2 separate regions of the Homo sapiens genome follow, and region 2 is linked to region 1. Evidence: read pairs that join two places in POLR2A ChIA-PET (ENCODE). Cell type or tissue: PC-9. All regions are shown on one strand. Each heading gives the region's core, and the rest is flanking DNA. Links, peaks and the distances in the headings are about the cores only. Region 1 has its middle 7.0 kb from the start of DGKI. Region 2 overlaps CREB3L2 (cAMP responsive element binding protein 3 like 2).

Region 1 (12,874 bases), core at 5,906-9,905:
TTCGATGGAATCGGATCACAGGGCCCTCGGTGAAGCAGAAAGGCGGAGGAAATCCAGGAGGCAGAAGTGAGGACCCTGGCGCCTGGCGCCGCTGCGTTGTTCGTATAAGAAGAGGCATCCCGGAAGGGGCTTCAAACCACTTAGGACCGACTGCTGAAACGAATCCAAGCTTGTGGTGTCTGCAGAATTTAACTGTCCGCCTCAACCCCAGTTTTTGTTTCTAAGATTATCGAAAACTGTGCGGTTTGAGTGATGTGCTACAAAGTGTTTAAAACAGATTGTTTCCCAAATTAGGGGTTTCCACACAAGAAATCGCTGCTGTCGGCAAACACAGGAACTATCTATGGTTAAGACAAGGTGGTGTTCGTAACCAAACTATAAACCTACATATACGAGGTGGTAAGAGAACCAGACCAATGAACAGTTTCAGGCTGGCGTGGTGTGCCCGTGAACAAAGAATTGTAATACTGGCAAAAATCTAAATTGCTTTCTTTCCCTTTATTTTCTCATCACTAAAATTAGGAAAATGAACAGATATGTCAAATCTCTTCTAACACCCATGTTCTGTAACTCTCCTCGTATGTACCTTATAATAAGACAAAGGTAAAGACATTTCCATGTGCAGCGAGGAAAAGTAATAATAAAAATTAAAACAACTAGCAAGTATGAAGCCCTCTTTTTATACGGTATGTGCTGTATAAGCACTTCCCTCATCCACCTCTATGTTTTCACAGCACCTCTCAAGGGCTTGGACACGTGCAAATGCAAACTGGCAAAGCCAGGAGTCAAGCCAGGCTGCTCAGTGGCCTTTGTGCTTCACCCCAGTTTAATGCACCCGTCTTCAGAAGGGACATCGTGTATTAGGTGCTTCAACACAAGATCCACGAATATCTCGTACATCCCTAAAATCAAGCAAATGTCATCTGAACCCAATTACTGGGACAGCCCCCTCATTACTCCCACTTACTTTTAGCCGTATCTTCCCCAATCCAATCTCAAGTGTGAGCCCCAAAATACTTCTGATTTTTCACGCCTCCACTTAAAAATCTTTTGATTATGTCATATTGCCGTTAGGGTAAAGTTCAAACAACTCAGCTGATTTTGAGGGCTACATTGGTGGGTGGTGGAGTACTGCCCGCTTTCCCTTCATACTGTCATGACAGTGAGGTTCTGAACTGTTCTTTGTGCAAACCCCACACGCTCTCTGCTCTCTCCATTCCCATTTTTGCACGTGTGAGTCTGCTGTCTCCTCTTCTTTGCTTCTCCTTTTCCTAAGATTTGCCAAGCCAACTACTCTACACCTCCATCGGATTTTAGTTTACATGTCTCTCCCCATGTTTCTCCCCACTAGAAGCCTCCGTTGATGATCCCTTTCTAGACTGTGATGGACGTACCTCCCATAGCTCCCATTGCACCATTGTACTAAACTTGGACCACTGCAACTGTCATGTGTCTATTTATCCCACATGTATATAAACGCTATATGTTGTTTATCACTATATCTTCAGTAATAATAAACAGGTAACATAATTGCATAAGTGTGTATATCATAGACCATCATGAAGTGTTTATTGACTGAGAAAAGAAATATACATCGTTGTGAACATAATGAAAGACGTCATTTTTCAGAACAAACAGTTTGATAATAGATGGTATTGATGAGGGGGTATGAAAACAAATGCTTCCTCAAATTTTTGATATACTTTAACTAGTAAAATCTCTCTGATGGTAAATTTTACAATATCTATCCATGTTTGAAATGCATGACCTAATTAACTAAGCAATTTCACTTCTAAAAATTCGTCCTCTGATATACTTGTAGGTATACACAAGGATTTAAGATTGAAAACAACCTAAATTGTTATTCATCCAAACAATGGAATTCTCTGGAACTGTCAAGATACATAAGGCAAGTTAACATTCATTAATATAAAACAATCTCAAATATATAATGTTAACAAAAAAAGAAAAACAATGCTCAGAGTATTTAGTAGTATGCTATCATTTATGGAGAAAAGAAGATCTATAGAGATATAATATTTCTGGAAGGATACATAAGAAAATGGTCACAGTGAAGCGGAGTTGAATGGCTCTAGCTAGAGTCTTGAGGTTTTGCCTGATTCAATAAGTACATGCCAACAGAATGTCTCCCAGCCTATCAGAAAAGCCAGCTGGACCTCTCAAGTGTGTATTTATATGTTTAAATAGTGTATTAATGGGTTGCTAATCAGAGGAATATTGGGTTTTTAAAAAAACAGTCATTGAACATTAACTCTAACTTAAGACAGAGCGACATTTGGGAAGCACAAATAATTCCAGCAAAAGACAAATGAATTCTGTTGTGGGGTGATCTCCTGAGAAGTTACTTAAAATATTAGTCATTCTCTTAGACAATTTATTTTCCTTTCTATTTTTCAACGATCACCAAGTAACCTTGTAATTATTCATCCTGCTTCTTAGTTTCCTTGACACTAAAAAGTGGAATCCTTGAAAATGGGTCAAAAGCATTCTAATCACAAAAATAAATTGACATTCTGCTTTGAAACTGCATTGCATGTGATTTTGAGTAACATAAGTACATAACCAAGAAAATGAGCATCTCTGGGTATATTGAAACATCCAGTGTCTGGACCTGGAAGTATAATCTCAGACCTCAGATGGACAATATTTCCATGACTGGGCCCAAAGCCATGCCCCATTTGGTGAGCTTCCTAACTCACCTTTCTATTATTAATTACTGTTCAATCTAAAACAGGTGTCATCCTAGTCTTAAATACCAACCTTGAGTCTCCTAAATGCCGAGCTTGATAAAAGGGCTTCAATGTGAAGTTTGAAAGAAAGAAGAAAAAAAATTTAAGTCTAGATAAGACTGCAAGACCAGATAATAATGAGAACATTATATTTAACATTTTTAAATGTATGTAGTTTTCAGGAATTTCAGGAATTTTCCAGAAATAACACAGAATGTTTTTTTAAAAAGTGACACATTTAAACATGCATATGCACACATTGGAGACCTCAGTTATGTATAAAACCAGGAAAAGATAATAGAGCTTTTGAAAATGTTGTCACTGAGGAAAAAAAGAAAAAGAAGTTTCCAGGATTAAGTTTCCAGGATGTATCATGTTGTACAGAAATGATAACTGAGCTCTCTTGTCAAAGCCTACAAGGCCCCACTTGGTCTCTCCTGTGCCTCCTCCATCCCTGCAGTCCCTCACCTTCTGACTCAGCTCTCCTAACATCCCATTTCTCATACATGCTGTATTAGTCCATTTTCACACTGCTATAAAGAACTCCCCGAGACTGGGTAATTTACAAAGGAAAGAGGCTTAACTGACTCACAGTTCTGCATGGCTGGGGAACCCTTAGGAAATTTACAATCATGGCAGAAGATGAAGGGAAAGAAAAGACCTTCTTCACATGGCCGTAGGAGAGGCAGAGCAGAGAGTGAAGGGGGAAGAGCCCCTCATAAAACCATCAGATCTCGTGAGAACTCACTCACTATCTTGAAAACAGCATGGGGAACCACCTCCATGATCCAATCACCTCCCACCAGGTCCCTCCCTCGACATATGGGGATTCCAGTTCGAGATGAGATTTGGGTGGGGACACAGAGCCAAACCACATCACATGCTGAGCTTATTCCTGCCTGCCCGTAAAGCTCTACCTCAGAGGTTCCCAGACTTTCTCAGTTCACACCACCCTTTACTGAATGTCTCAGTAATTATTTTTCCTGGCACTTCTAGGCTGAGATTTATGAAGATGAACCTAACACTTATGTTTATTAAGTATTCAGATGCTAACAATTCAATAAACATTTACTTCTTGACAACATTAGTAGCTATTTGAAAAAAACATAAATTGAAAGAAAAAATGTTTGTACTTCATTTGTAAGCAGCCACAATCACTTACCAATGGGATAGTAATGGGCATGACACAACCTCTCAAATCTTAGGATCATATTAGACACCACCACCTTCATTTCCTGTTCCACACTAATTTTCATGTGGTATTGCTCCTTAATACCACATGAAATTGCAACCACCAAAACCCAGCTTTGCAAACATAATGATGTCACTGAAAGAATGTAGTGTAATCTAGTGTTGAAACTATCAACTACATTGAGTCAGTAGTATGCATGGTGTCTAACAAATGTCAAGTATCTCTGAGTTTCTTTCAAAATTTTAATATATCCTGCGGTGCCCCTGTGAATATACGGCAGAAACCTGAGCACCTCCATGAACCTGAGCACAATTCCTGAACTATGGTTCATATTTTTGTATTGTGTTTGTTTTTGTCTGAGTTTTCTAGAAAACAGATCCTGAGGCAAAACTTACAAGCCAAGACTTTATGTGAAGTTGTAATTCCAGGACTCAAGAATGAAGGAAAAAGAGAATCAAGGCTGAAAAGGAGGGGAAAGTAAATTCAAGGTGGCGAGTTATGAATGACTACAGCATCACAAAACAACATACCTGCTTTCTTGGTCACCAGCACTTCTTCCAGACAGGACCTACATCATTATATCCAGAAACATTCTGTCCACAGGAGAGAGTGGAGATTCTCTGCCAATGTCTTCTTGTCTCCTGTTGAAACTGGTTGAAGTTTGTCCCTTAGAGAACTAATTAATTCACCCTCACCTCCAGGTTCTGTTACTGGCTCTTTATGGCAACTGCTAGGGAACCCAGATCCCCCAGTGATTGGAGGAACCTCTGAGGATACAGACTGATTGCACCTGAGCACCAAACTTGTGAGTCTCCTTCTAATGCAATCTCAGTGGAATCCAGTCACTGGGAGAGGCTGAGGTCACTGGCACAGTTGGGATATGAGGCACTGGCAATGGCAATGGTGGCTTGGGCTGGCCACTGAGCAAGCAAAGACACAAAGGTGTGAGAGAATAGATGGAAGCCAGCCATTCTGGGGACATAAATTGTGTCTTATGTGCTCCAATTCTTCTTATCATTCAGGTCTTACTTCTCATGTTATCTCATCAGAGAAGCCTCTCGCTCCCTAAACTGCCCTTCTCAGCCATTAGCTAACATAGAACTGTGTCTGTGTTAAACTGTTCCCGTGTTCAACCTAGAGTTGAAGATTGTCAGACTTATATCATGGCCATAAAAAATATGAAGCTACAGTGGGAGCTTGCTGAATTAGTATGGAGAAAAATATTTTAGGTTCTATTGATAGGAATTGATTTCAACAGGCAGTGTCTAAGCTAGATTTAACTAAAAATAGAACTATTATATTGCAAGGAGGGAAGAGGTCTTTAGATTACCCAGTCCAGCCCCCTCTCATGCATGGTGCTCCCACAGCATCTCTTCATGTGATTTTTTTTTTTAGACTTAAACAATTGAAGTTACAGAGGAGTCACTACTTTCTAAGACAACCTAGTCATTTTCAACAGGCTCTGTCATAAAGTGCTTTCCATTTTTTTTTTTTATCATTATTCCTCATTCGAACTGCTGGTGTACCAAAAAAACCTATGTATAATTTACAATGACTGTACTTGAGCAGCTAGTTTGCGGGGGGCAAATTGAGGAATTAGCTTGCATTCCCACTCAATTTCCTCTTGCTGTGTTCTGACTCTCACTCTCTCAGGCAAAAGTCTTTGGGATCCAGAGTCTGACATTCATTGCATTCACTATTTTTCTTGGTTACTTATCAAGAGCAGGCCTGATCTGCAGCAAACTCAATGAAGTCACCAATAAATTTCCTCCCAAAAAGGATAAGGTTGGCCTCAGAATGTGCAATGCACTCCTGGAAACCTTAATTCATTCTGACAGTCATTTGTTTTACAGGCAGTTGGTAAATGTCTACTTGTAATTATAATGTACTGTTCAAGGTACCAGTAATTCAGTGAGGAAAAACTAAAGACCCTGCTCTTTTGGTGCTAAACATTCCAATGTTCCACTAATTAATAACTTCTGTGTATAGTTATTAAAATCCATATTAAAACATTCAGCTGGACTCTCATTCAATCTGCATTCCTGTATTTGTGTGCAAAGTTTGGTTGGTAAACTATGCCTAATATTCTTTTTATTGCATTTCCCTAAGGTATCAAACAAGAAATGCTATCAAGGAAAATGATGCTAATCTAATATGACTTTTTAATTAATCCATTTAGATTTGCAGGGAACATATATTTACTGTTTCAGCATATTACAAAGACTTTTTGAGCCTCTTCGTGTATGAACATTCTGCTAATGCTAAGGATTCAAAGATGGATACAATTAGATAACTTCCCTGGAAGAGACTACCATTTAATTGTAATAAATGAAAACCATTTCCTTTCGTCTTCACTTCTTTTTACGTAGAGTAATGAAAGTCAAGTGGCAAACACCTTGACCTTTTAACTTAAAAGCCATTCACATTCCCTTTCTCCATCTTCCTAGAATATAGAGATGTACAAGATGAAATGCTTTCTTTTCCACTGCCCTTAAGTGAAGTGTGACTATGTGACCTGGTTCTGAACAAGGAGATCAAAGCCAAAATAATCAAATGGAGCTTCTTCTGGAGATGTGTTTTATTAGTACAGAAAGATAATATGCCCTCTCAGTCCTTTGCCCTTTTCCTTCTTCATGCTTAGAGAGGAGCTCAATGCCCACAAGTATAATAACCGTCTTGCAACCATGAAAATGAAAACCATTCACTAAGCATGGAAGAGTCAGAAAATGTAATAGGCCTTAGTCCTTGATGACTTCTTTGAGCAGTTGCCAGCCGACTACAGTCCACCTACTGCTAGACTTTTTATTATGTAAGGAAATTAAACTCTGATCTGTATAAGCCACTGTTAAGTGGATTTATTTTTTTCTTTACTTGCAGCCAAATGCATTCTTATAACATGGCACAAATAAATTCAGAAAAATACTTGATATATTGATTGAAATATTCATAATAATCCATATAAAATAAGATATTTGGACTATCTTGTCCCTAAAATTATACTTTTATGGATAATTTCCAAACTTAACTATAAAATTAGCAATATTACTCTTTAATCAAATAATCTCACTTCTAGAAATGCATCTTAAGAAAAAAATCCCAAATGAAGATTCCAAGTAAAGAAAGATATTTGTTATAGAATTGTTTATAATGTTAAATTAAAGAAAGTGACTTAGCTGGTCAACAATAGGAAAATAATTAAGTAAATTTTTCAATGTCCAGTGGAGGAACCTTATGCAGACCTCCAAAATAATAGTTGTGGGTCTAAGTAGAAATAATACAAATTGCTGATGATGTGCTAAATGAAAACACTAGGATATAAAATTAAGTGATACCATCCTTGAAACTATATAGAATATGAATAAACAAAGAAAAGGAACACAAAACAGGAAATTAGTTGACTTTAAAGATAACTCTTAATTTTTAAATTATTTATAGTGTTACACTTGTAAGACATTTTAAATGATAAATATTATTTTATTAAATACTGTATTATTTTAAAATATATCTTCTCTTGTGCCTCTACCAGGGACAGAGGTATTATAAACCTATGGTTTAGAACACTGGAAAAATATAAACAGAGCTATAGATTTAAACAAACAACATAAAACATTTTAATTCAGTATATAGAGGTAAAATTGGGAATGCTCATAAAGATTAGAATGGTTCCACTCAAGAATGAACATGAAATGTAAAGTCAAATAAGGTAAAGAAATTTGGTTATGGTTTTGTTTTCCTTGAGTGTCATGCACAATGAAGTTATTTTAATAATTAAGGTTGTCTTTTGCACAAATGAAAATGGCAATAATAAGATGTCAGAGCTGTAAGGGATGTTGGAGATTATCTGTCATCATCTTTCACTCACAAATTAAGAAACAGACCTTGAGAAGATAAATGACTCACCCAAGGTCACATAAGTAGTCAGTGGAGAAGGAGCAATGAAGTTCAGGTCTTTTTCAATGTTATTCATCCCCCAGAATAAACACGCATTAAATAAGCATTCATTAAGTAGCTAGCTATTCTGTGCTAGCTGTATTTGGACACTGTGAATATACGGGACACTGTGTTTCACACTCTACACAAAGATAAGTTGTGGACATATCCTACCCTTAAAGGATCAGAGTTTTGTGGGGTGAACATTAGGGTAATAATTATAAGACATATTGATATAAGTACTTGCATTCTACTAAGTTCCATGTGCCTTGGGGCATGACCTTGAAGGACATAACATAACATTTGGTGTCTGAGAAGTCTCAGGAAAGAAATGACTTTTGCCTTATCTCTAAAGGTTTGAGTGAAATTTTACCACCCAGAAACAGCACATTGCAAAAGCACAGAAAAATGAAAAACTTGGGTGTTCTACAGAATGCAGAATACATTGATATGGCACAAATTTGGAATGGGGGTAGGTGGCAAGGAAGAAGGGGAGGCAGATGAGGCTAGAGTGGGGCAAGTTACAGACACTTGGAGAGATTCTTCTATTCTGAGGATTTTGAAATTTGTGGAATAGGAAGATAAAATACATGGATTATTCCTAGGCAGGAAAAATGGTATAATCATATAATGTAAGTTTCAGAAATGTATCAAGGTGTGGAGGACAAAGCTGGACAGGAAGAAGCAGGAAGACAAGTTATGAGGCTATTGAGGTAGTCTGTGCAAGATATACTAAGGACCTGATATGAGGAAGTGACAGTGGGCTAGGAAAGGGAATAAATACTTGAAAGATATTTCTGAGGTATAATTTTTAAAATTTTAACAAATTGGTTGTAAATAGGGAAATGGTGGAATAAGAGTTAAATCCAACCATCCTGAAGTAGTTTAATCAATAAGTAGCTCTAGAAATTTTAGGCAAATTTAAATAACACAAAAACCCTAAAAGAATTTAATTTGCTCCTATCTGTACGTCACAAAGTGATGCTCAAAACTTCCATAATTAGCACATCAAATCTCTTGGTAATCAAATGCAAGTTTTGCAAGGGAGATCTTGAATTAAGAATATATATCACACTTACCAAGACTGAATCAGGAAGACATAGAAATATGAATCAGATCTATAACTAGTAATGAGATTGAATTATTAATCAACTATCAAACAAAGGAAAGTCCAGGACCAAATGGGTGTCACTGGTGGATTCTGCTAAACGTTTAAAGAAGAATTAACACTAATTATCCTCAGACTCTTCCAGAAAATTAAAGAGTTCCAAACTCATTCTATAAGGCCAGCATTAATCTTATACCAAACCCAGACAAAAACACTTCAGGAAAACTATAGACTAATATCCCTGATGAATATTGACACAAAATCCTCAACAAAATGCTACCAAACAGAATTCAACAGCATATTTAAAAGATTCTACACAATGACTATGTGAGATTTATTTCTGGAATGTGAGGATGATTCAACAGATGAAAATCAATCAATGTAATATATCACATTAACAAATCAATCAATGTAGTATATCACATTTACAAAACGAAGGGTAAAAAAAACTCAGTCGTCTCAATTGATATAAAAAAGAACCTGACAAAATTCAACAACCTTGAATAATACAATAAAATAACTCAATAAACTAAGGATAGAGGGTAACTACCCTAACATAATAAAAGCCATATATGAAAAATTCACAGCTCACGTCATATTCAATGGTGAAAGACTGAAAGCTCTGTCTCCAATATCAGAAACAAGACAATTATGCCCACTTTTGCCATTTCTATTCAACACAGTCCTGGAAGCTTAAGCCAGCACTATTAGGCAAGAAAAATCAGTAAAAGGCTACACACTGAAAGAAAGAGGTAAAATTATCTCCGTCTGCAGACATAATCTTAAGTGTAGAATGCTTTAAAGATTTCACCAATTATTATTTTTTAAACTACTAGAACTAACAAATTCAGCAAAGTTGCAGGATACAAACTCAACACAAAAGAAGCAGGTGTGTTTCTATACACTAACAATGAGCAATCCAAAAAAATAAGAAGCAGCAGCCAATTCCATTTACAGTAGCACCAAAAATAATAAAATACTTCGGAGTAACTTAACCAAGGTGGTCAAAAAATTGTATATTGAAAACTACAAAACAATGTTTAAGCAAATAAGACACAAATAAATGGAAATATATTTTTGTTTATTAGTTAAAAGACTTAATATTGTTAACATATCAGTACTACCCAAAGCAATCTATAGATTTATGCAATTCCTGTCAAAATACCAGTAGCATTTTTTGCAGAAATAGAAAAATCCATTTTCAGATTCATATGAAATCACAGGGGACCCCAAATAGCCAAAACAATCTTCTAAAAAAAGAACAAAGATGGAGGTTTTACATTTCCTGATTTCAAAACTTATTAAAATGCTATATTAATCAAAACTATGTGGTACTGGCATAAAGACATGCATATAGACCAATGGAATAGAATAAGAGAGCTCAGAAATTAGCTCTCATACATAGGGTCAAATGATTTTTGGCAAGAGTGTCAAGACTGTTCAATGGGGAAACAGTGTCTCCTCAACAAATGATGCTGGGAAAATTGGACATCCATATGCAAAAGAATGAATTTGGACCTCTATCTTACACCATATACAAAAATTACGTCAAAATGGATCAAAGATCTAAACTGAAGACCTAAAACTATAAAATGCTTACCAGAAAATATAGAGGAAAAGCTTTATGATATTAAATTTGGCAAAGATTTCCTGGACATGACACCAAAAACACAGGCAAGAAAAGTAAAAGTAGACAAATTGAAATATATCAAAATATAAAACTTCTGTGCATCAGAGGACACAAGCAACAGAGTAAAAAGGCAAACTATGGAATTAAAGAGAATATTTGTAAATACATCTGATAAGGAATTAATATCCAGAATATATTAAGAACTCCTACAACTGAACAACAACAAAAAAATAACCTGATTTAAAAATGGAAAAAAATCTGAACAGACATTTTTCAAAAGTGATATATAAACGGATATAAATGGCCAACAAGCATATGAAAAGATATTCAACATTGTTAATCATTAGGGAAATGCAAATCAAAACCAACAATGAGATATCACTCACACCCATTAGAATGAAGAAGAAAGAAAAAAAAGATGGAAGGAAGGAAGAAAAAAAAAGAAAGAAAGAAGGAAAGAAAGACAGGGAAAGAAGAGTTGATAAAGATAAGGAGAAATTGGAACTTTAGTGCACGATTGGGAATGTAAAATGGTGCAGACACAAGGAAAAGAGTGTAGCAGTTTCTATATGATCCAACAATTCCACTGTTGCACATATATATGCAAAATAATTGAAGGCAAGATTTCAAAGAGATAGTTACATACTCATATTCATAGCAGCACTATTCACAATAGCCAAGAGGTAAAACCAACGCAAGTGTCCATTAATGGATGAACAGATAAGCAAAATGAGATCTATTCATACAATGCAATATTAATTAGCCTTCAAAAGGAAGAAAACTCTGACACAGTCAACAACTTGGATGAATTTTGAAAACATTATGCTAAGTGAAATAAGCCAGTCACAAAGAGACAAATACTGTATGATTCCACTTAATAAGAGATATCTAGAGTCGTCAGATTCTTAGAAATGGAAAGTAGAATGGTGATTGCCAGGCACCAGGGCAAGGTGAAAGAAACAGTTGTTATTTAATGGGTACAGAGTTTCTGTTTTGCAAATGAAAAAGTTCTGGAGATTGGTTGTACAGCAATGTGCATATACTTAATACTCCTGAATTATACAATTAGAAATTGTTACAATGGTAAATTTTATATATATTCTTAACCACAATCGAATTTTTGAAAAAAGAATACTAGTGGTGGAAAACCTCTGAAAGAAGGGTAAAAAACTATGTTATGGGCAACAATGAAAATAAATTTACACTGAGGCCACAAATTATTGAAATTCATCTCTGACTTTAAGTCTCAGACCATGAGCAAGGAAAATAAATTCTCTTAAGAAGATAGGCCCAAATGACTAAGAGTCAGGTAGAAGCAATTTGCAAAGCAAGGAAAGAAATAATTTCTTGATGGAGTCATCTACACTGTGATGCCAATCCCTGCACCAGTTTTCGTTGGAGCGTGCCCTCCCCTCTTCATTAATCAAAGGTAATGCAGAATTACAGAATGGAATTACTTGCCAAAGAGTTTTCCATTTTCTGTCCCTGAGATGATGCTGATTGGAGCGAGAAAAGTTTTCTGAGGACAAATGCTCACGCTCTTAGCACCAGAGTTTGCTTGTAGCAAAAACAGAATGCTTAGAGGTGTGCTTTTGTTATTATTCTCAGTGGCTCTGGTGAGCCCAGTGCAATCAGCGATACTCATCCAGGCCAATTCACCATTAGGGAGCCGCACATGAAACCATTTACATTTCCCATTTTGTTTCAAGCAAGTCAGGTCTTTAACTGGATTGTGGTAATTGAACCTTCCTGTTACAACACTGCTTTTGCTGCCCAACGGATTCAAAAGCTGCTCTCGTTACATTTATTTGAACTTTTATTTCATTCATACTTTATACCTCTGGTTCTCAATCTTCAGTCCTGTAGCGAACTCTATAAAAGGAAAAAGAAATTCTTACAGACTCTCACAGATTCATTTAAATTCTTTTTTTGTTTTATTTTATTATTATTATTATTTTTTTTTTTTTTTTTGAGACGGAGTCTGGCTCTATCACCCAGGCTGGAGTGCAGAGGCGCGATCTCGGCTCACTGCAAGCTCCGCCTCTCGGGTTCACGCCATTCTCCTGCCTCAGCCTCCCGAGTAGCTGGGACTACAGGCGCCCACCACCACGCCCGGCTAATTTTTTGTATTTTTAGTAGAGACGGGGTTTCACCGTGTTAGCCAGGATGGTCTCGATCTGCTGACCTCATGATCCACCCGCCTCGGCCTCCCAAAGTGCTGGGATTACAGGCGTGAGCCACCGCCCCCAGCCCATTTAAATTCT
Region 2 (12,874 bases), core at 4,291-8,290, 110 kb after region 1:
GCTCCCCACACCCAGGCAACCCAAACCTGGAAGAATCTCAGGCTTTCTCCTACTTCAGCCTCTCAGGCAGAGGCCCTTTATCCCACCTTTGCCATCACAGGATACAGACAGAATGCGTCTTCTGTGGATCCAACCTCTAGGCCTCAACTCTTCCTGTCATTTTGGGGGTCCCTCCCCTGTGGCATCTCTTGTCCTCCCCTCCCCATTTCTATGCCAGACAGTCCTCTATCTTTCTCTCAGGTACCTGTGGTCCCTAGGAAACAAAAGCTTTCCTTTTCCCACCCGGGGGGCACACCTCACAAGACTCTGATGGTCACCTTGGTCACTCCGCTCTAAGCTCTGCCCTTGGCAATTCTTCCATTCATCCTTTGCTGCTTCTTGAAAGATCTCTAGCCTACCCCAGGCCTTTCCTCCATGATCTCATGACCCATGCCCTCTTCATGCCCAATGCTCAGTCTCTCCGTGGCAGGCCCCCTCACTTTTCTGAACCATGGGAACTTCTAGGAAGTTCTTCTAGGAACTCACACTGCTCCCCTGTGTCTCCATGAACCCAGCCTCCACTTCCTCTCCTAGCATCCCCTGCACCTCCACGCGCCTGCTCTGCTCTTCCCCATCTGCGACCCCACCGAAGTCAGGACCAATGTCAGGAAACACTTGTAGAACAAGGGGGAAGACTCACTGAATGTTCACGTTGAAATGGACCCTGGTGGTTTTTAAGCGCAAATCCAGGGACACTAAACTCATGAAGCAGCACAGACCATTGCTTGGGCGACTTGAATTCTAAAGCTGCCATACACTGAACTAAAAGCTGTCTCTTGGTACCTTTCACTAGATGGCCATGGCTCTGACTTTGGAACTGTTCCCTTAAAGCATTGGAAGGCTGTCATCAAGAAGGATCCTGAGTGTGTATTCCCAGATCTTGTCCCTCCTCTACTCAAATCCTGAATCTCATCAGGATGAACAAAGGGTTTCTAGGCCCCCTTTCTCTGCCTTCTCACCTTGAGCTTCTTCCCGCACCATCCTCCTTCCCCTTCCCTGAGGGATCTCTGCTACAGGCACACTTGCCTCTCCCAGCTCCAGCATACACCCTGGGGAACCACTTTTGCCAGCCATCTGGGCTGATTGCACCTTCACTGCCCCCAGACTCAAATATCACAACATCAGGCAGGACTCCCCACCACCCTGTGTAAGCCAGTCAGAGCCTCCCACCCCCCACCAGCATTCTCTTACCCCATCGTGGTTTATTGTTCTCCATAACATGAATCGCCCCCTAAGAAATTACATGTATGTTTGCTTCCGATCTCCTGCACTACACATGAGTTCCATGGGGGCCGAACGTTTGTCTACTTGATTCACTGCTACAACAGCACCCAGAACACAGTACCTGGCACAAAGTGGGTGCAGTGCTCTGTATGTATATATCAATAAATGAATTCCCACTCCCTTCCATCCTCGCACTCATCCCCCAGCACACACAAACCTCTTTGCTTTCTCTCTGCATTCACTGGTCTGCATATCCAGCTTTCCTAAACAGCAAGGTGATTTTGGATACTGATCTGACATCTGACATCCCAGCAGTCCCTCTCAGCTTTGGGGCCCTTGGATCTTCATGAAGATGTCTCCCTCCTTCTTCATCTCACTCAACCAGCCCCCCTCCTTCACGTTCCTTCTGGATCCCAAGCCTGCAACGCCTGGAAAGTCTAGATAAGGGTTATGGTCTATGTCATCCTCAGATATGCTGATAAAAAGGCTGAGCAAACAGAGCTCATTTAAAGATCCCCCTCTCCGGAGGCTCTAAGCCAGAATTTACCTGCTCTTCAGGACCTCTTAGCAAGTCCCTGTTCCCACTTAGTCAGCACTGCTTTCTTCCTATTCACAAAGGATCTCTTTAATAACCAGCTCCACCAGTTTTCCAGGTATTAATGTCAAGCTTTTCCCTTTTCAAAAACCAGTACGGTATTCACTTCTTTCTAGTTTTCAGGCACCTCGTACTTGACTTTGTTAGTCCTTAAACTGATTTCTAATTCACGCCATTTTGTATTTATCCTAAGGTAAACATCAATCTTTCTAGCTTCTGGATACATTATTTTAAATTCTGAGCAAAATGTCTCTAGTCACTCTCTGGTATCATGATCCACCCCTCCCATCTTTGTTTTTATTGTTCATTTTTACTGGATTAAATTTAAATGTTTTTCTAACTTCCTCCTTCACGAACTGTATTTATATTAGAGTCTCTGGCCATGGAGCTTACCTAATTTTCCCCCAGGATCTTTTGAAATCTTGAAATCCTCTTCCCTAAATTGCCGAAGCAGGGATAATTATGTCCAGGGATAATTATGTCAAGCCAAACTTGATTTGTTTTTATAAGTTTAAAAATAGTTATTGCCTTTTTTATTTTGGTGTTTTTTTTTAAACAACTTATTTTGTTCAATGTTAGGATAGTATTTGACATATCTGTTGAAGAAAGAAAGAAAAAATAGAAATGAACAAATGATGACAACACCAAAGTAAGAATGTATCACAATCTGTTTTCAGCTGAAATAAATTCCTAGAAGATCCTTTATCCCTTTTAAGATGGCCATGTTAAAGAAACACTTGCGGCCAGGCGCGGTGGCTCACGCCTGTAATCCCAGCACTTTGGGAGGTCGTGGCGGGCGGATCACCTGAGGTCAGGAGTTCGTAGACCAGCCTGGCCAACATGGTGAAACCCTGTCTCTACTAAAAATACAAAAATTAGCCAGGCGTGGTGGCAGGCACCTGCAATCCCAGCTACTTGGGAGGCTGAGGCAGGAGAATCACTTGAACCCAGGAGATGGAGGTTGCAATGAGCCAAGATCATGTCATCGCACTCCAGCCTAGGGGACACGAGCGAGACTTCCTCTCAAAACAAACAAAACAAAGCAAAACAAACAAACAAACAAACAAACCCTTGCTTAACCCACTAGCATGTCTCTGGCTCCCAAAACACTTGTCACTACCAAATCAATCATGTGTTTCGACAGGGGAATGTTTTCCTCCGTGTTTAGCCTTTTGAGCACTCAGCATCTAGACTAAAGCACCCAAGGCTATTGACCCATCAAATACAAAAATGTTAAGCCATCTAGAAAAACCAGATCATTCAGTTAAAGGCTTTCTTTGTGCCTCCTGCACTCCCACAAAGATGGGGAGGGAACAAGCATGATATGCAAGGTAATCAATATTGAACAATCCAATATTGAAAACAAACGGACTGCTTTCAAATTCTTTAAATTCTACCATTCTTTTCAAATTATAGAGAGTCATAATCCAGTAGTGATATGGTTTGGCTTTGTTCCCACCCAAATCTCACCTTGAATTGAGCTCCCATAATTCCCACATGTTGTGGGAGGGACCTGGAAGGAGATAATTGAATGATGGAGGCGGTTTCACCCATACTGTTCTCATGGTAGTGAATACATCTCATGAGATCTGATGGTTTTATAAGGGGAAACCTCTTTTGCTTGGCTCTCAATTATCTCGTCTGCCACCACGTAAGACGTGCCTTTTGCCTTCCGCCAACCACGTGGAATTGTGAGTCCATGAAACCTCTTTTTCTTTATAAATTACCCAGACTCAGGTATGTCTTTATCAGCAGCGTAAGAACAGACTAATACAAGTAGTGACCAAACTCTAGTTCTACTACAGAGATTGTCCAACCGGGGAAACAAAATAGATAAAGAAACTGCCCATAAGGTAACATTCTAAATTCAACTATCTCTAAAGCCAGAGTTAGATCAAGGGACAGGATAGTGCTCAAACTGTTGCCAACTCCAGTAATTACTGCTTCCTCAGATTACTTACGATTTTTCTATAAACAGAAATTTAGTCTGTCTCCTTCTGTCTTTCCAACACGCAGTATCAACACACATGCGCACAAATATATTTACACTCGTTGAGGAAAACATGGCCAAAAAGACAGAAACGTGAACTTTTGCTAGTTTAAGCATTCCATTTTTTCCCTTAGGATAATTAAATCGAATCAATGACAAAAGCCCCTTGATTGTGAGGCTTTGCAATCTACATCTGAAATATCAGAATATTGTTAATATTAAAATGTTAATAGAACACACAGGTGAGTAGACCAATGCTATTGGTTCTTCTGGAATACTTCCTTAAGTTATTTTACAAAGAACCCTGGTCTCAGGAAGCACTGATTAAAGTTTCAAGGAAGTGACACAGCCCATGTTATAAGCAAGGACATAGAAAGCCCTAGGTTCTCCAGCCAAACACTGCAACTATCTGCAAAGCTCTCTCTTCTACGGTAAAGAGAGTTGACCAGGGTAACGTCCACTCAAAATCCCACTCCACTTAAAACTATGGGATTCTATGCCTGAGGAGGAGCAAAACAAAGTGCTATTATTTATGTCAAAATGGGCAACTGGGAGAAACACCTACTGAATCTAGCCTCCTCCTCTAGGGCAGGAATGCTTAAACCTGAGGGTGTATCACAATCACCTGGAGAGTTTATTAAAACACAATGGGTGCATCTCACCCTAGAGTTTCTAATTCAGTAGGTCTGCAGTGGGGCCCAAGAATATGTCTTTCTACCAAGTTCTCGTATGCTTTGCTGGTCCATAAAGCACACTCTGAGAACCACTGGTCTTCCAAAGAAGGAATCTGATGTTCACTGATGGCATCAAGGACTTAGGTGAACAGAAGTTGGGAGGGGCATCAAGACAGAGGAGCCAAAGAAGATACAGATCAGAGACAGGAAGTGCAAACATGTGAAAAGTTATGAAATTCCTCCAGAGAGTGGAAAAATAAGGGCTAGTTGCATCTTCTTAAATTATATCCCACTATGTCTTACTGCATAATTTGTAAAATAGATTATATGTTACTTGCTTACATACTTTAAAAAATTATGTCCAATAAGTTTGGATGGTAATGTGATGCACTTTCAGAAAGCAGGTTAAAAAAAGCAAATTCAGTCAACAAAGAAAACTGTTAATACATTGGTGCTCCCTCCAGTGGCTCAGGGAGAAGGAGGAGCACTATCCTTGATATGGAATTGGAATATTTAAGAAGTGTATGTTGATCCTAGCCACGACTCAGATAGAAGGAAAGCTCAGAATAAGTTAATCTTTTGGATAAAAGAAGAAGATTACCTCACTTTTGACTACAGACAGCTCAATTTGGAGATTTTACAAAGAACAGGAAATAACATATTTTGCCTCATGTTCATGCCTCTCAAATAAAAATAATAAGGAAATTTTAAAAAGAAAAATCGTAGGTAGAAAGGAAGGACCTATGCCATATGAGAGTTCATCAAAGCTCCCCTGCAGTGGCTTACTGACAAGCTGCTAGAACTGTGCTTCTGAATCCTTGTCTCTGCCTCCATATAATACGCAGGAGCCGCATACTCCTCAAGGTAACACTCTCATTACACATGGATTCTCAAGTGTCTGGGAATGAGGGCATGGAAGGAGGGTGTTATGAACTGAAAGTGTGTCCCCCTAAAATTCATATATTGAATCCCTAACCCCCAATGTGATAGTATTTGGAGATGGGGCCTCTGGGAGGTTTACATGACGTCATGAGGTGGGGTTCCCATGATGGGATTAGTGCCCTTATAAGAACAGCCCAGAAAGCTTGCTCTCTCTCCCCTTCTTCTCTCTCTCTCAGTCTTCTCTCTTTCTCCCTTCCTCTCCTTCCCACTCCTCTTTGCCCTGTGAGGACACAGAAAGAAGGCAGCTGTCTGCAAGTCAGGAAGCGGGCGCTCACCAGAGCTCAACTATGCTGGCACACTGATCTCAGACTTTCAGTCTCCAGAGCTGTAAGAAATAAACGTCTGCTGTTTAAGCCACCCAGTCTATGGTACTTTGTTAAGGTGGCCTGAGCAGACCAAGGCAAAAGGTGAGTGAATCTCCATCAGCCTAGCAGTTTGGACTCTGAGCTCATTATCGGGACATCATTATCTACCTAGAGACAATTTACCTAACTTTGGGCCAAGGACTCAGGAAGAAAAGAGCCTCTGGAATGTTATCATGGTCACCACACTACTAGCGGATGTAAAAGGAGAACAAACACTAGGCTTAGCTTGAGTCCCAGCCCTCCTCCCACAGTCACTCCCCCAACCCTAGCTTCTCCCTAATGCTAACCCAAAACAAGAGATACTCCGGATGACTCAGCCGCAAGTGCCCTTGCTATTGATTTGAACCTGATCAGACAGTTTGGTTCTGGCTCTTCGATTCTCTCCCAGACACCAAGCCCCATGTCTCTGAACTGGAGTGTTCCTGTGGCCCCTGCTCCCGATCGCTGGAAACTGACTCACAAGTTTCCCTCCCAGGAACAGGAAGCCTGCCCTGCACTGCATTCCTAAGATCCTTCTAACCACTGGCAGCTCAGCCTCATGTTGGCCACCTGCATGAACTTCCAACCATCACCTCCCCTCACTGTGATGCCCCATCCACTTCCTGGGACACCATGTAAATACCTAACAGCCACTGTTGACTGAGCACCACCGTGTGCCAGGATCTCTGCTTTAATACGCATTATCCCTAATCCTCAACACAATGCTGCAAGGTAGGTTATACTCTTCCCATTTGTGGTTGAAGCACACAAGACTTAGGGAGTTAAATAACCTTCCCAAGATCACACAGCCAGTCAGTAAAAGCTTGCTATTTTCACCTTTCTTTCTGACTTTAAAGTCTATTTTCTTTCCAATACAACACAGCGTCGTTTCTACCCCATTTTGGCACACCCCATCCCTTCCTTGTCCTCCACAGCTGATGTTGCCCTGGACTGGAGCTAGCTACTCTTTTTTTTTTTTTTAATTATACTTTAAGTCCTAGGGTACATGTGCACAACGTGCAGGTTTGTTACATAGGTATACATGTGCCATGTGGGTTTGCTGCACCCATTAAGTTGTCATTTACATTAGGTATTTCTCCCAACGCTATCCATCCCCCAGCCCCAGACTCCCCAACAGGCCCCAGTATGTGATGTTCCCCTCCCTTTGTCCATGTGTTCTCAACGTTCAACTCCCACTTACGAGTGAGAACATGCAGCGTGTGGTTTTCTGTCCTTGTGATATTTTACTGAGAATGATGGTTTCTAGCTTCATGCATGTCCCTGCAAAGGACATGAACCCATCCTTCTTTAAGGCTGCATAGTATTCCATGGTGTATATGTGCCACATTTTCTTAATCCAGTCTATCATTGATGGACATTTGGGTTGGTTCCAAGTCTTTGCTACTGTGAATAGTGGAGCTGGCCACTCTTGTATCCTCTCAGCCTCACACTGTTTCAAGCCAGCTGAACCTCCTCCAATGGGGGGTACAGCTGGATCAGTCCCCAGTATACCATCAGCTCAGGCCCGCCACCAACTCTCTATCCCAACTCATAAATGAATCCAATTTGGTGGCTCCCACCTTCAACCCCATTGATTTACAACTTCCAATTACAGCACATAAGAACAAGTCTTGTGTGTGTCCTAGGGGGTTGGAGAAAAGAAGGAAGAAAGTGAGAAGGGGCAAAAAGAAAATGAGGAAGAAAGAAACGAAGGAGAAGAATAGGGTCAAGGAAAAAAGTGGATCAGAGGAGAGAGAAGGAACGAAGAAGACGTGGCGCCCCATAAAACAGCATGTGTCAAGTGAGGACACTGTGGGGCTGCTTAGTCAGGAAGGGCAGAGAGCTCAAATCTGGAACTCCAGCAAGATCCCTGGTCTCCTAGTTAAGCCAAAGAAAACTGTTCCCAGTCTGAGAAGAGAATGTGCATGATGATATCAAGATTACAAATCATAAAAGCTAAGTTTCCTTTTTGATAAATTGGATCAGAAAAAGAGGTGGCTATAAAGGACATTTTGGGGACAACTAGGGCAATTTGAACATGAATGCCTTAGATAATAGCAGTGTATTAATGTAAAATTTTTTTGAGCATTATGATCTTCTTTTTTTTTTTTTTTTTTTTTTTTGAGACAGAGTCTCATGCCGTCGCCCAGGCTGGAGTGCAATGGCACGAACTCGGCTCACTGCAAGCTTCGCCTCCCGGGTTCATGCCATTCTCCTGCCTCAGCCTCCCAAGTAGCTGGGACTACAGGCGCCCGCCATCACACCCGGCTAATTTTTTTTTTGTATTTTTTAGTAGAGACGGGATTTCACCATGTTAACCGGGATGGTCTCAATCTCCTGACCTCATGATCCACCTGCCTCAGCCTCCCAAAGTGCTGGGATTACAGGCGTGAGCCACCGCGTCCGGCCTATGATTTTCATTGAGGTTGTTTAGCAGAATTTTTTTTTTTCAAAGATACCAGCTAAAGTATTTAGAGATGAAATGTCATAATGTCTCAACTAACTTTCAAGGGTCATCAAACACACACACACACACACACACACACACACACAACATACACATACGCAGAAAGACAGAAAAATAAGTTAATATGGTAAAATATTAGCAACTGATGGATTTAGTCAAATGATATATGTCTTGACTGTATTATTTTTACAACCTTTCTCAGGTTTGAACTTTTTCAAAATAAAAAAGAAAAGAAATTATGAAATAGGCACAACCTAAGAAACAAATGTTTTCCAGATGCCCAGGGTATTTTAATTTGCATAATAAGTTCTTCCAGATGACTTGAAAGCACTGTTATGGGGGGGTTAGAAGATCATCCAGCTCTGGAGTCAGGCTGCCTACACTGGAATACCATCTAAAGAGCAAGTTTCTTAACCTCTTCAAGCCGCAGTCTCCTCATCTGTAAAATGGTGCCCAAAACAGTATTGAATACAAAGGGTTGATTATGAGAGTTAAATGTAATAAGTCACAGGAGTTATTATTATTATTGATATAAGAAAAGACAGGATGTATAGTACTATCCTCACTTAAACTGCCCAAATAGAATTCCAAAGAATAAGCTGACCATTTTGTTTTAGAACTTTCTTTTTCTTTCTTCCTCTTACATAAAACACAGAGAAGCAATTTCAGAAAGATGGCATGTGCCAAAAACCACAGATATTGGAATCAATCCAGACATCGTATCTTTTAACGAGAGAATGGGGTGACATTTCTCCACCAAATAAAGTTCCTTATAAACTAAGTTTCCTAACTTTACGTTCAGGGTGAATCACTTGCAATGAAGAAACAGCAACTGTAAGAAGGAAAAATGGGTCTTCTTCGATAAGCCGGACAGTTCACAGAAGGGGGTGGGTGGGGTGGGCAGGATCCAGGTGGGAAACCTAATCTTCAAAACAGATTCCTTCTTTTGGCCAGAAAAGCTCAGGTCAAGGAACTGAAGAGCTGGCTTCTTCCTTCCTCACAGTAACTGCCTTGATGACTGGCAGTGTGGCCCAGACAGAGCACATTCCATAGGGCTGGACAGCAGGCGTGGGGCCAGCAACCGTTAAACACACTTTTGTATCCTCCACTAAAAAGAATGTCTGGAACCAACAGCATGTGCCTTGTTCTAAGAACAGATTTCTCCTCCAGCTATTTCTCCAGCTTACAGAAGAAGTGTTTATGCAGTGTGCACCTACCTACACTACGGTTACTTTATAGCTGGGTGCCTCAGTGTGAGATACTTAAGAATATCCATATTTTTAAAAAGCTTGGAGAATGGCATGCTTCCAACATCAGCATGAACCTAGACCCTAAATTAAGTTAGCACACATATTAAGAGATACACACAAACTTCAAGAAAAAACAAAATCAAGTCTACACAGAGTTTAAAGGTGCCTACTTATTTCCAGAGTCAGAATTATGTTTAAAAAAAAAACTGGGGCCAGGCGTGGTGGCTCACGCCTGTAATCCCAGCACTTTGGGAGGCCAAGAAGGGCGGATCACGAGTTCAGGAGATGGAGACCATCCTGGCTAACACGGTGAAACCCCATCTCTACTAAAAATACAAAAAATTAGCCGGGTGTGGTGGCGGGCGCCTGTAGTCCCAGCTACTCGGGAGGGTGAGGCAGGAGAATGGCGTGAACCTGGGAGGCGGAGCTTGCAGTGAGCCGAGATCGCGCCATTGCACTCCAGCCTGGGCATCAGAGCGAGACTCCGTCTCAAAAAAAAAAAAAAAATTTTGGATGGGGGGAGACATTGTATGAAGGACACTAAGGCAACACTGCAGACACCGCAGAACTTGATCTTTTTGCGGCTAGGCTGTGATGTGTGAGTGCACACAAAACACCGGTCCTTACTCTCTGCAACCCGAATCCCCTGGATCTCTTTCCCCATTGTAAATAACCTTATCATAAGTTCTTACCTTAATCATTAACTTCTCTGGATGGTACAAAAAAAAAAAAGGCCAGGGTCTGTTTTCTAATGTATATTCTTGCTCTTTCCATTTTTCTAAAACTATTAATTAAACATTAAGCCAACTTATTTAAAAGAGGGAAAAATGGGAAATAACCTAAAATCCTAATAATTGGATGTCACTTAAGAACCTACAAAACATACACTCAATGAACAATACACGGCCATTAAAAAGTGATAGATAGGCTGCTCTGTCTATGGAGTAGCCATTCTTTCATTTGTTCACTTCCTTAAAAAAAAAAAAATAATGGCTAAGTATTAAAATAGGAAAATGTCCATTATTAAATACAAAAGGGCATGGCACAATAGTTATATGAATATGTTTTATTAATAGCTATGTAAAAGAAGTATTCATAAAAAAAATCTGAACTCTAACACAAGAGAAATTAACAGCAGTTTCGGGAGTGCATAATGAGCTTTTGACAGATGTCTTGGCTGGGCGCAGTGGCTCATGCCTGTAATCCCAACACTTTGGGAGGCCTGTAATCCCAGCACTTTAGGAAGCTGAGGCGGGCGGATCACAATGTCAGGAGTTCGAGACCAGCCTGGCCAACATGGTGAAACCCCGTCTCTACTAAAAATACAAAAATTAGCCGGGAGTAGGGTGCACACCTATAATCCCAGCTACTTGGGAGGCTGAGGCAGGAGAATTGCTTGAACTCAGGAGGCAGAGGTTGCAGCGAGCCAAGATCATGCCACTGCATTCCAGCCTGGGCGACAGAGCAAGACTCCATCTCAAACAAAACAAAACAAAACAAAACAGAGAGATGTCTTTTTTGCTTGTTTTTTAGTTTCTTTAATGAGGTAATACTCTTTTTGTAATGAACAATAAGAACAGTATTTTTTTCTTGATAAATAAAAGGAAGCCAGGTTTGGTGGCTCACATCTGTAATCCCAGCTACTTGGGAGGCTGAAGTGGGAGGATAGTTTGAGGCCAGGAGTTTGAGACCAGTCTGAGCAACACAGTGAGATCCCCGTCTCTACAAAAAAAAAAAAAAAAAAAAAAAAAAAAATATATATATATATATATATATATAGAGAGAGAGAGAGAGAGAGAGAGAGAGAGAGAGAAAAGAAAAAGAAAAACCTAGGATAAAGGTTGATTTCTTATTTTAAATTCCACAGTCACCTAAGGGAACTAAACTCTAAGGCACCTGTAACATTCATGAATAAATACACTGTGGATCAACCCAGGGAGCATTTTCATACCAGCAAGGCCCCAGAATGGACACCCTGGTAACAAAGTCCTCTTGTTTGGGGGAATGTCCCCAAATCCCTATATAGGAAAGAAGCTTCAGGGCCTCTATGAAAATATTTACACATGAGAGAACACAGACACACACACCCCAAATCCACATGAGAAATTGAAGAAATAGCATATCTAGTGGGTGCAGCGCACCAGCACGGCACATGTATATGTAACTAACCTGCACATTGTGCACATGTACCCTAAAACTTAAAGTGTAATAATAATGAAAAAAAAAAAAAAAGAAATAGCATATCATGAAAAACTAAAATGGTTTGAAATTCTTCAACTAACGATGACCTTAATCATAGAAGTCCCCATTCCAACTTGTTTGCCTTGTACGGAAGACTTGGGTCCCAAGGAGAATCCACACACTCCTGGTGAGGGTGTGCTAAAGTTGATCAAGTTTAACTAAATAGGTTCAGTACCGCACCAAGGAACACAGAGTTTCCCAGACAGCGGCCCACCGGCGCCTATTCTCTTTGAACACAATGGAGAGGCACATGACCCTCGGGAGCTAGAGGAAAGCTCACCTAGAGTGAGTTGGAGTCTGCTGTGCTCCTTGGTGGGAGCAAGTAGCAAAAAGGTAACAAGAGATATCCTAAAGTCAAGAAGGTAGCAGCACAGGGCCCATCCGACACAAGATCACAGTTAGTAAGCCCAGAGACTTATTATGATGGATCTGAGACACTAATGCCTAATGCCACGAGGCAAAAAAGTGAGACTGCCAAGAGGGACCCTACTAGTCAGCCATAGTTTTACAACTCAGTCTTCAAATCCTTCTCTTACACACCTCCTGGCATTGTTTAATCAATTATTCAGACAGGGCTTCTGATGAATGGCTCCCCCATTCATATTCACAGTTAAATTCTCCAATAGTTAACTATGCACGTTTTCACAAGATTTCCAACAACCTGAAAACATTTTATGAGCTGGCATTGCATGTTCTGGGGAGTATTTCCAAACCAATAACTGCTCATCATTGTCTCTGCTGAAGTGAATCTGGAACGAGCCAAGACCGAGAAATGATGGCACAGGGAACCTATCAGAGGCAGAAATATCCATATTATAAAGTTAGAAATAAAATAATGCCAAGCATCTGCTCTTTAAAAAAAAAAAATCAACCTCCTTGTGTAAAAAGAAAATGAATAAAAATACTTGTCCTACCTACCCCATTGGTTTCATTCATTGAACAAATATTCCTGAGAGCTGGGTACTGAGGTACAACGGTGATGAAAAGCAAAGAGACCCTTGCTCTATTGGAACTTACAATAATGGGAGAGAAAAGGTGAAACAATCAAAATAATGAATCAAAAACATGAAATATTATAACCCCTCTGAAATAAAGGAATACAGATCTC

What was found. Peaks named below come from ENCODE experiments on the same cell type or tissue, not always from the same donor. Only the 100,000 strongest peaks of a DNase experiment are listed, where the experiment ranks them.
Region 2: POLR2A ChIA-PET joins it to region 1 with 5 read pairs; 2 of 35 experiments call an interaction of 5 or more read pairs at or near these places.

Annotation. Positions count from the first base shown.
Region 1 is chr7:137,847,534-137,860,407 of GRCh38, forward strand. No RefSeq gene overlaps it. Among named protein-coding and RNA genes, the nearest start is that of DGKI, 7.0 kb to the left of the region's middle. RefSeq lists a silencer at 1-244. In PC-9, for the core only: no CTCF peak of the experiment used is centred there; no DNase peak of the experiment used is centred there.
Region 2 is chr7:137,961,434-137,974,307 of GRCh38, forward strand. All of the region lies in intron 1 of CREB3L2 (cAMP responsive element binding protein 3 like 2), which reads right to left. Among named protein-coding and RNA genes, the nearest start is that of CREB3L2-AS1, 15 kb to the left of the region's middle. In PC-9, for the core only: no CTCF peak of the experiment used is centred there; a DNase peak (open chromatin) is centred at 6,338.